Regions from separate parts of the Homo sapiens genome. Here region 2 is linked to region 1. Evidence: read pairs that join two places in POLR2A ChIA-PET (ENCODE). Cell type or tissue: B cell. All regions are shown on one strand. Links, peaks and the distances in the headings refer to the core of each region. The heading gives the core; the rest is flanking DNA. Region 1 overlaps NCOA3 (nuclear receptor coactivator 3). Region 2 overlaps ZMYND8 (zinc finger MYND-type containing 8).

Region 1 (5,382 bases), core at 69-5,068:
TTTTACAAAAAACAAAATATAAACACAAAAAAAGTTTTTCTTCTAGAAAAAATAACTAATTTACATCTCAATAAGATAAAAACAATCCAACTTAAAAATAGGCAAAAGAGACTGGACCCCGTAGCTCACACCTATAATCCCAGCACTTTGGGAGGCTGAGGCGGGCGGATCGTGAGGTCAAGAGATCGAGACCATCCTGGCCAACATGGTGAGACACCGTCTCTACTGAAAATAAAAAATTAGCCGGGCATGGTGGCACATGCCTGTAGTCCCAGCTACTCGGGAGGTTGAGGCAGGAGAATTGCTTGAACCCGGCAGGCGAAGGTTGCAGTGTGCCGACATAGCGCCACTGCACTCGAACGTGGCAACAGAGTGAGACTCTGTCTCACTAAAAAAAAAAAAAAAAAAAACACAAAAGATATATACAGAGACTTCACAGAAAAAAGGTACACCAGTGGCAAGTAAGTACGAAAAAAGATGCTCAACATCAGCCATTAGGGAAACTGAAAACTACAATGAGATACCACTATACACTCACTATGAGGGGTAACATTAAAAAGACTGACCATACCGTTTGTTGGTAAGGATGTGGAACAACTAGAACTGTATCATACGTGGATACATGGCTAGGAGAAATGTGAAATGGTACAATCACTTTGAGAAACAGTGGGCAGTTTCTTTAAATTTGTAAATATTGGCTGGGTGCAGTGGCTCAAGCCTGTAATCCCAGCACTTTGGAAGGCTGAGGTGGGGGATCACTTGAGATCAGGAGTTTGAGACCAGCCTGGCCAACATGGCAAAACCTGGTCTCTACTAAAAATACAAAAAATTAGCCAGATGTGATGGTGTGTGCCTGTAACCCCAGCTTCTCAGGAGGCTGAGGCATGAGAATAGCTGAGGCATGAGAAGAGCCCAGAAGGCAGAGGTTGCAGTGAGCCGAGATCCCACCACTGCACTCCAGCTGGGGAAACAGAGCAAGACTCTGTCTCAAAAAAATTAAAAAAAATAAAATAAACTTGTAAATATTATACACTTAGCATATAACCCAGCCATTCTACTTCTGGGTTCCCCCCAAGAGAAACACAAGCTTAGGTCCACACACTACCCTATACACAAATACGCAGAGAAGCTGCTTACTTACCATCAAATACATATGAGGATATTTACTTCCAGTTTTGTTTGAAATAATATGAAACTGAATAAATCATGATATAACCATACAATGGAATGCAGTGTAATTATTAGAAATTTCTAAGCAACTATTAGCCGGGCGAGGCGGCTCAAGCCTGTAACCTCAGCACTTTGGGAGGCTGAGGCAAGCAGATCATTCAAGGCCAGGAGTTTGAGACCAGCCTGGCCAACATGGCAAAATGCGGTTTCTACTAAAAATACAAAAATTAGCTGGGCGTGGTGACACACACCTATAATCCCAGCTACTCAGGAGGCTGAAACATGAGACTCACTTGAATCCAGGAGGCAAAGGTTGCAGTGAGCCAAGATCGCGCCACTACACTCCAGCCCGATGGAGCAAGACTCTGTCTCAAAAAAAAAAAAAAAAAAAAAAAAAATTATAAGCAACTGTAAATCAAACTGATATGAATCCTTCCCCAAGATCATTTTTAAAGTATGTACAGTGCAAAGCAGGGCTCTTGAGTGCCAGTTACTTAGGTGTGTTCATTTTATAACAATTTAGCAAGCTGTACTTGTGCCCTTCCATAAATATATTATACATCAATTTAAAGTTTGCCAAAAATATAGGCGAAATGCTTAAACTTAAAAACTTTAAACTATATGCATGTATATGTACCTAGACTAGGGTAACAATGGTTCCAGGGCAGGGAAGGAGGCAGCTAAGAAAGGACGGCCACTGTATACCCTCTGATAACTTTTAAATTGATCTGATGTGTACCTGTAATTTATTTCAAAAAGTATTTTCTTAACTGAGACCATTTGCAACTCTCTTTAAGTCAACATTTTCTTTTTTTTTTCTAGTATCAGAAGATTTTATTTTTTTACTTTTATTTTTTTGAATTTTTTTTTTAATTTATCAACATTTTCTTAATATAGAAATAAAGTAGAGGCAGAGATGGATTTAGGTCCATAACAGTTCTTCATAACCCAATTTCAAATTTTCTACATATCACAACAGTCTCATTCTCACTACTTTTATAACTGAAAAAACAGTATAAATTTCAAAAATAAACTTGTAACAAATCTTTTTTTATTTTTTTTGAGACGGTCTCTGTTGCCCAGGCTGCAGTGCAGTGGTACAATCTTGACTCACTGAAATCTCCACCTCCCAGGTTCAAGCGATTCTCATGTCTCAGCCTCTGGAGTAGCTGGGTGTATAGGCATGTGCCATCATTCCCACCTAATTTTTTTTTTGTATTTTTGGTAGAGATTGGGTTTCACCATGTTGGCCTGGCTGGTCTCAAATTCCTGCCCTCAAGTGATCTGGCCCACCTCGGCCTCCCAAAGTGCTGGGATCACAGGTGTGCTGTTTTTTTGTTTGTTTGTTTTGTTTTGTTTTTTGCTTTTTTTTTTTTTTTTTTTTTGAGACAGAGTCTTGCTCTGTCACCCAGGCTAAAGAGCAGTGGTGCAATCTCAGCTCACTGCAACCTCCGCCTCCAGAGTAGCTGGGATTACAGGTGCCTGCCACTATGCCTGGCTAATTTTTGTATTTTTAGCAGAGACAGAGTTTTGCCATGTTGGCCAGGCTGGTCTTGAACTCGTGACTTTAGGTGATGCACTTGCCTCAGCCTCCCAAAGTGCTGGGATTACAGGCATGAGCCACCACACCCAGCCTCTTGTATTTTAAATAGTGTTTTGTATAAGATTTCATTTGTGTTAAAAAAAAAAAATTCTACAGCAAAAGAGGTTTGAAAAACCGGGACTATGAATGATATAATGTATATTAAGCATTTAACACTGCCCAGGGACAGACACACAAATAGTAACTTTTAATAGCTATATATATATATTTAAAAAAAATTTTTTTTTTTGAGATGGAGTCTCGCTCTGTTGCCCACCTGGAGTGCAGTGGCACGATCTCCGCTCACCACAACCTCCGCCTCCTGAGTTCAAACAATTCTCCTGCCTCAGCCTCCCCAGTAGCTGGGACTACAGGCGCGCACCACCATGCCTGGTTAATTTTGGTATTTTTAGTAGAGATGGGGTTTCACTGTCTTAGTCTTGAACTCCTGATGTCGTGATCCACCCCCCTCGGCCTCCCAAAGTCCAAAGTGCTGGAAATACAGGCATGAGCCACCACACCCGAGCTTTTTCTTTCTTTCTTTTTTTTTTTTTTTTTTCTTTTTTTTAAGACAGGTCACTGGGTCACTCTGTTACCCAGGCTGGGGTACAGTGGCATGATCTCGGCTCACTGCAGTCTGCCTTCTGGGTTTAAGCGATTCTTATGCCTCAGCGTACTGAGTAGCTGGGACTAGAGGCATGCACCACCACTCCCAGCTAATTTTTTATTTTTTAGTAGAGACGGGATTTCACTATGTTGGCTGGTCTTGAACTTCTGGCCTCAAGTGGTCCGCCCACCTCAGCTTCCCAATGTGTTAGGATTACAGGCGTGAGCCACTGCCCTCAGCCTTAATACCAATATTATCATCAATCAATAAGTGGTAGCTTTTCTGTGGTATATCCAGACAATGGCATATTATTCAGTACTAAAAAGAAATGTGCTATCAATTCATGAAGAGATGTGAAGAAAACTTTAAGTTTTCACTTAGTGAAAGAAGCCAATTTGGAAAGGCCACATACTGTGTGATTCTAACTATGTGACATCTTAGAAAAGGCAAAATTTTGGAAACACTAGAAAGATCAGTGGTTGCCAGGAGTTAGTGGGGAGGAAAGAATGAGTAGACAGAGCACAGTACTCAGGGTAGTGAAACTACTCTGTATGATAGATACTATAATGGTAGATACATGTTGTTATAAATTGTTCCAAACTCATAAAATGCACGATACCAGGAGTAAACTCTAATGTGAACTACACACTCTGGATGATAATGATGCCTCAGTGTAGGTACAAATGTATCAAGATGGTGGGGGGATGGTGATAGGGGAGGCTACACATGGGTTTGGGCAGGAGGTATATGGCAAATCTCTGTATCTTCTGTTCAATATTGCTGTGAACCTAAAACGCCTCTAACAAAATAAAGTGTTAAAAAATAAATGGCAGCTTTTATCTTTTCTACCCAGGAATAGGAACTGAAATATAGATCAGGACACAGGGAAGAGAATTTTATTGGAATAAGAGGGTAGAAGACAGAGCAAGGGTCTAGACTATCAAGCAACTGACATATAAATAAGATACACACATAGAATTAGAAAGATGGTGGTTGAAATGAAAATTAATAGTCAGATTATGAAAATCTTTGGGAGCTCCATGTGAAGTTTAGTTTCGAATTTTAGACAATAAAAAACAAAGGTTCCAAGCAGTCAAGCAGGCTGGGTGCAGTGGCTCAAGCCTGTAATCCCAGCACTTTGGGAGGCCGAGGCAGGCATATCATTTGAGGTCAGGAGTTCAAGACTAGCCTGGCCAACATGGTAAAACCCTGTCTCTACAAAAAAGTACAAAAATAAAATTAGCCAGGCATAGTGGCACACACCTGTAGTCCAAGCTGCTCGGGAGGCTGAGGTGGGAAAATTGCTTGAACTGAGGAGGCAGAGATTGAGCCAAGATCACGCCACTGCCCTCTAGCCTGGGCAAGAGTGAGACCCTGTCTTAAAAAAAAAAAAAAAAAAATTTGCTGGGTGCAGTGACTCACATCTATAATCCCAGCACTTTGAGAGGCCTAGACGGATGAATCACTTGAAGTTAGGAGTTTGAGACCAGCCAGCATGGTGAAACCTCATCTCTACTAAAAATACAAAAATTAGCCAGTCGTGGTGGCACATGCCAGTAATCCCAGCTACTCGGGAGGCTGAGGCAGGAGAATTGCTTGAACCTTGGAGGTGGAGGTTGCCATGAGCTGAGATAGCACCACTGCACTCCAGCCTGGGTGACAGCGAGACTCCGTCTCCTCCCCAAAAAAATTACCTTATAATATTTTTTACTATAACGAAACAGTACAGAGTAAAAAGAGATGAGAAAGAGAAGAAACTGAAGCAGCAGTTAATTCCCTTTAGATCTATTCCATCTTCTTCAAGTATTCGCTAATAATCCCAGTTGAAAAGGACTTTTCTTCCTCTGAACTTGTGAACCACCTGCTTATGTTGATGCAATTACATTTTCTTCTTTTTTTCTTTTTTCTTTTTCTTTTTTTTTTTTTTTTTGAGAAGGAGTCTTGCTCTGTCGCCCAGGCTGGAGTGCAGTGGTACGATCTTGGCTCACTACAACCTCTGCCTTCCGGGTTCAAGTGATTCTCC
Region 2 (5,382 bases), core at 312-5,311, 240 kb before region 1:
TTGCTCATCAGGATCTTGGGGGATGCCGTCATGTCAAAGTTGAGCTTGACCTTCTCCTGCTTGTCTATCTTGGCAGTGCCGGCGCTGGGGTTGGTGGGATCGAGCAGCATTTGATACTGGCTGTTGGGTGTGTAGGGTGTCCTAAATGGAGAGTAATTAAAAACCCCAAACTTCCTGCGGATGTTCTCCACGTAAACCTCCATCTCTTGCATGGCACTGTTGAAGATGCTCTTAGTCTTTTTCACAGAAAAAGGAATTTCTTTAGACATGAGGTAGCAATTATTTATTGGAACCCAGGCCCTAGAAGGGCAAAAGATAAAGAGAGTTTAAGTCAACTTCAGTAATTTCCAAGATTGCTTTTTTCTTGATGTGAACCAAATTAGCCAAGCATGTTTGCCAAGATTCTTATTCTATTAAAAAAAAAAAAAAAAAAACTTGGTTTGAAGGATTAATTAATGATCCATTTAACAAGCATGTTCTACCATAACAGAACATGAACAACAAAACTTCGGCGAAAACATTTAAAAGTGCAACAGACTTAGTCATTGTGAGCCACTAAAGAAACAATCCTCTTTGGTTTTCTCTTAGTAGAGAAAAATAAATCAGCCACTGCATCTGACAACACCTCTGAAAAGAGACTTATTCCTCAGGTTACACTCAGACATAAAAAGCTTCCTTTTCCCATTGCCATTTGAAATAGGAACAGAAGGAAACTTTGGAATACTGCATCCCTAAAAGGAGGTACATGTTTTTGAATGTAAGATAATTCACACAGAAAATCACTGAAAAAGGAGCCCATTCGCCTCCAGGCGTGCACTTTCCACCTCCCATCCCAGGCCAGTTCCATCTTCCTAACATCCATATCCCACATTCCAATTTTGCTCTGCAAAGACCCATGACAGCATGTTTTTGCAGAACAAACAATGCCAGCAGCAGCTTTTCTGGAACCAGAGCCAGTGGCCCCCGGGGGAGGTGCAAACACCACAACCGCTGCTGCGGGTGACCACGCAGCTGATACAGGGACATCCCAGAAATAACTTGGCTACCATGTATGATCTGCTGGCCTCAACCCAGTTTCTGGCTGGAAAAACTGGCGAGAATAAGCTTTCCAAGGAAGGCTTTTGTGGGGGATTTTTTGTTTGTTTAATTAATTCATTTTATTTATTTATTTATTTATTTATTTATTTATTTATTTGAGACAGTCTCGCTCTATTGCCCAGGCTAGAGCACAGTGGCATGATCTCAGCTCACTGCAACCTCCGTCTCCTGGGTTCAAGCAATTCTCCTGCCTCAGCTTCCCAAGTAGCCAGAACTGCAGGTGTGTGCCACCACGCCCAGCTAATTTTTGTATTTTTAGTAGAGACGGTGTTTCACTATATGTTAGCCAGGCTGGTCTTGAACTCTTGACCTCGTGATCCACCCACCTCAGCCTCCCAAAGTGCTGGGATTATAGGTGTTAGCCACCGTGCCCAGTCTTTTTTGCTTGTTTTTTTAAGAGACAAGGTTTCCCTCTGTCACCCAAGCCAGAGAGCAGAAGTATGATCAAGGCTCACTACAGCCTCAAACTCCTGGACTCAAGGAATCCTCCCAGATCAGCCTCCCAAGTAGTGGAAGTACAGGCACGCGCCACAACACACCCAGATAATTTTTTAACTTTTGTATACTTTTGTAGAGATGGGGTCTCGCTACATTACCCAGGATGGTCTTGAACTCCTGAACTCAAGCAATCCTTCCACCTTGGCCTCCCCAAGAGCTGGGATTATAGGTGTGAGCCGCTGCACCCAACCTCCAAGGTGGCCTTTTAGATTTCACAGACCACAAACTGAAGCCCGGTAGAAAGCAGTGGGGAGCAAAGGGGACTTTGCAGAAGCAGAAAACTCACGTCTGGTGGAAAGGGAGAAAGCAGTATCTACTCAGTTGCTATCCAAAGCAACCATGTAGGAATCTGGACCCAACACTGCCACGTTTTCCAATATTTTAAAGAGAAGAAGACAAAATAGACTTCTTATGTTACATTTTACCCCCATTTCAACAGTTGGCATCTAAGAGAAAACAACCCAGGAGAAATAAAGCACATCCCTGGGACCGAATTCACAATACAGGCGGATTGTTTGCAAGTCTCGGTGACACCAGATCGTAACACAAACTAAAACTAAACACCCCAAAAATATCGATCTGCTCTATCAGAGGGCTGGAAATCACCAGCTTCTCATCCATTCTGACTGCTGTCTTTCTCCTGAGACCTGAAGAACCATATCTCCACCAAGAGGGGCAGAGCAGAACAGAAGCCAGATGCTCTCAAGGTAAGAGTTTGCCTCACGGTGAGATTCTGCGTTCAAAGTGAGCGGGCACAGATCAGGACTACTAGACAGGACAGATCTGAGAAGGCATCAGGGTCTCCAGTGCTGTCCTAGGGCAAATGACTCCCCCTTCCTGAGCTAGCCTCAGCTCTGTCACCGAGAAAAAGGAGAGTGAGTCCTTCTCTGGAGAATCAAGAGGCAGGGCCACCAGGAGCTTATCACCAGTTGGTCCTGGTATCATAACCTCGCCCCCCTGACCTGCTCCACACCCACCTCACCCACACACTTCTGTCCGGTATCTAAGGCGCTCACTGTTCCCTTCCCCCAACTATTTTCCATGAAATTGCTTGGCAGGGAAGGAAAAGAGTCTCTTTTCTTTCAAACAAGTCCAAGGCTGGGCATGGTGACTCACACCTATAATCCCAGCACTTGGGGAGGCAGAGGCAGGAGGATCACGTGAGGTCAGGAGCTTGAGACCAGTCTGGCCAACACGGTGAAACCCCATCTCTACTAAAAATGGAAAAATTAGCCGGATGTGGTGGCACGCCCCTGTAATACCAGCTACTCAGGAGGCAGAGGTGGGAGAATTGCTTGAATGAGCCACTGCACTCCAGCCTGGGCAACAAAGCGAGACCCCGCCTCAAATAAATAAATAAATAAAACAAGCCTGGGTGACAGAGCAAGACCCCCCTCTTAAATAAATAAATAAATAATAAAACAAGCCCAGGAAGTATTTCAAGCGAAATTAGATTTGCTTGACAAAATAGAGTCTCTGCGGGGGACAATATCTAGTTTCACATTATCTCACATCTAACCCCACGGTGGCTTCTCCCTAGCTATGTGACCCTAGGCACTCTCTGACCTTAAGTTTTCTTATTGATAAAATAGACATAAAAGCAGCTTCTACAAAAAAGCACTTAAAACACTGCCCAGTACATAAAAGGCAATTGGTTGGTGTCCGCTTTTTTTTTTTTTTAACTCTGCAGGCATTTAATAAAATATTTCCTATATTTTTACATAACTGTGCATCTATAAAACAAAACCAGGCCAGGCACAGTGGCTTACGCCTGTAATCCCAGCACTCTGGGAGGCCAAGGCAGATGGATCGGTTGAATCCAGGAGTTCAAGACCAGCCTGGGCAACATGGCAAAACCCCATCTCTACTGAAAATACAAAAAATTAGTTGGGCGTAGTGGCACATGCCTGTAGACCCAGCTACTTGGGAGGCTGAGGCAGGAGAATGGCTGAATCCGGGAAGAGAAGGCTGCAATGAGCCGAGAGCTCGCCACTGCACACACCAGCCTAGGTGACAAACCAAGACTCTGCTCCAAAAAAAAAAAAAAAAAAAGAATGGTGGTCAGAGACTCCCTGCCCAAAGCCTACTAAAACATCCCAAGACCTCCAAAGTTGTTTCTCTACCACTGTGGAAGGTCCTGAACAACTCCCTCCAGGGGATCCCCTCTCCCAAAACAAGCCCAACAACACGGTGCACTCCCTTAAAGCAGGTGCTGAGAGGGGCTTCGAAACTGGTGACCATCAGACCCATGCTGCTTTCTTTTTCACAAACAGAAGGGGGCCAGCTTCCACGACAGCTCTCATCCAGAACCAAGACCTAAACACACAAATGGTTTTGGGAAACAGCTTCTGCACACAGAGCTGGCCAACTCACACGCCGTCCTTCATGCTCTGTAAGCCACCTTCAGTCGCTGTCTGACGGGTGAGAGATGGAGGTCCCTGCAGAGCAGTCACAGCTGAGAGACTACAGCCATCAACCATAAGGGTCTGGGAATATTGGGTGCAAGGGGGTAGGTATTATTTTTTCCCATCCTGCCTGTGTCCTAAGTATATCTACTCATACTGTATTACTGTATCAACCTATAGAGTAAGAATCTCAAATCATCAAGATGGTTCACATTTGTCATGCTCTGATGAAGAGGAGGGATGTACAGCCTGTCACCAATTCCTCCTGCTCTTCAAATAAAAAACAAACTCCTGCCTACCCCTCTGACTCCAGCTGTGAGCATCCTCTCCTCCCCGACCCTGTTTAAACCCCACTATTCTCCCAGCATTTCCTGAACCCTCTCAGCCTCAGCCCTTCCCCTCCCGACCTCTGCTCTTCCTGGTCCCTCATCCCAGATCTTCACACCAGGCCCCCACCACTACCTCCTGACCTGAGATTATCTTGCCTATTAGTTCACTTGTGTATCATCCTTCTTCCCCGCTAGGATGTCAGCCTTCACATGGGCAGAAACATTTGAATCACCAGCTTCCACTACACAGGCTGGCACGCAGCAGTCATCAAATATGTATTTCTTTGAATGAAGGAATACAGGAATTAAAGTCAAGGTGCAATACTTCCTACCAAATCCAGCACCATCTCAATAATTTCCATTTTGTCTTCTGACAGTGGACCATTGGGATTCCTAGTAAATGAGTTTGCAAATGACTTGGGAATTCACTCTTTTGGTCTGCAAGACGACTAGCAAAATTTAACAGGGGAAACCAATTTTCAGCTTCTGGACACTCTGTGTGTGTACATAATTTGTAGTATATATATTTTAAGTAGTCTCGCTACATACTAACACGCTTTCTCAAACTGATTGGTAGGGCTTCAAAAGGGTCTTTGCCTTACTTAATCATAACTTGATAAAAGAGAACTAAGATATTAACCGCTGCTCATCTCTGCCTACCTGTTGTTCTCAAGCACACAGCAGGCTCTGCTCTACAGGGAACTGCTATTAGCTGGAATAATTCACTCTGCCGTGTACGGAGGGAAAGGGGAGGGCAGGAAGGCTGGGAGGGAGGGCTCACACCTGTCAAAACAGCAACCCCTTATAACTTCCCACTGTAGCTTCAGAGAAAAGGGAACAGGAGAGAACTACTCAGCATGATGATAAGAGATTCATTTACTGGCAATCTAGGAAACTACTTCTATTCTTTGAAAGAATGATTTGGAAAGCAGTTTCCATGGAGGTTTAATTTACTTCAGAAACCCCCTCCCAAAAAATCAAACCAAAACAAAAAAGAACAGCAGCACTTCAAACAGCCACAGAACCCATTCCAATGTTGGTTTCATCAACAG

The links. ChIA-PET counts read pairs that join two places held together with the same protein. Peaks named below come from ENCODE experiments on the same cell type or tissue, not always from the same donor. Only the 100,000 strongest peaks of a DNase experiment are listed, where the experiment ranks them.
Region 2: POLR2A ChIA-PET joins it to region 1 with 8 read pairs; 13 of 35 experiments call an interaction of 5 or more read pairs at or near these places.

The regions. Positions count from the first base shown.
Region 1 is chr20:47,512,180-47,517,561 of GRCh38, forward strand. All of the region lies in intron 1 of NCOA3 (nuclear receptor coactivator 3), which reads left to right. Among named protein-coding and RNA genes, the nearest start is that of NCOA3, 13 kb to the left of the region's middle. In B cell, for the core only: no CTCF peak of the experiment used is centred there; no DNase peak of the experiment used is centred there; H3K27ac peaks cover 4,473 bases.
Region 2 is chr20:47,276,496-47,281,877 of GRCh38, forward strand. It overlaps ZMYND8 (zinc finger MYND-type containing 8), which reads right to left. Exons shown (of 23, transcript NM_001281775.3): 11 at 1-300. Among named protein-coding and RNA genes, the nearest start is that of ZMYND8, 78 kb to the right of the region's middle. RefSeq lists an enhancer at 1-350 and a silencer at 4,970-5,264. In B cell, for the core only: no CTCF peak of the experiment used is centred there; no DNase peak of the experiment used is centred there; H3K27ac peaks cover 266 bases.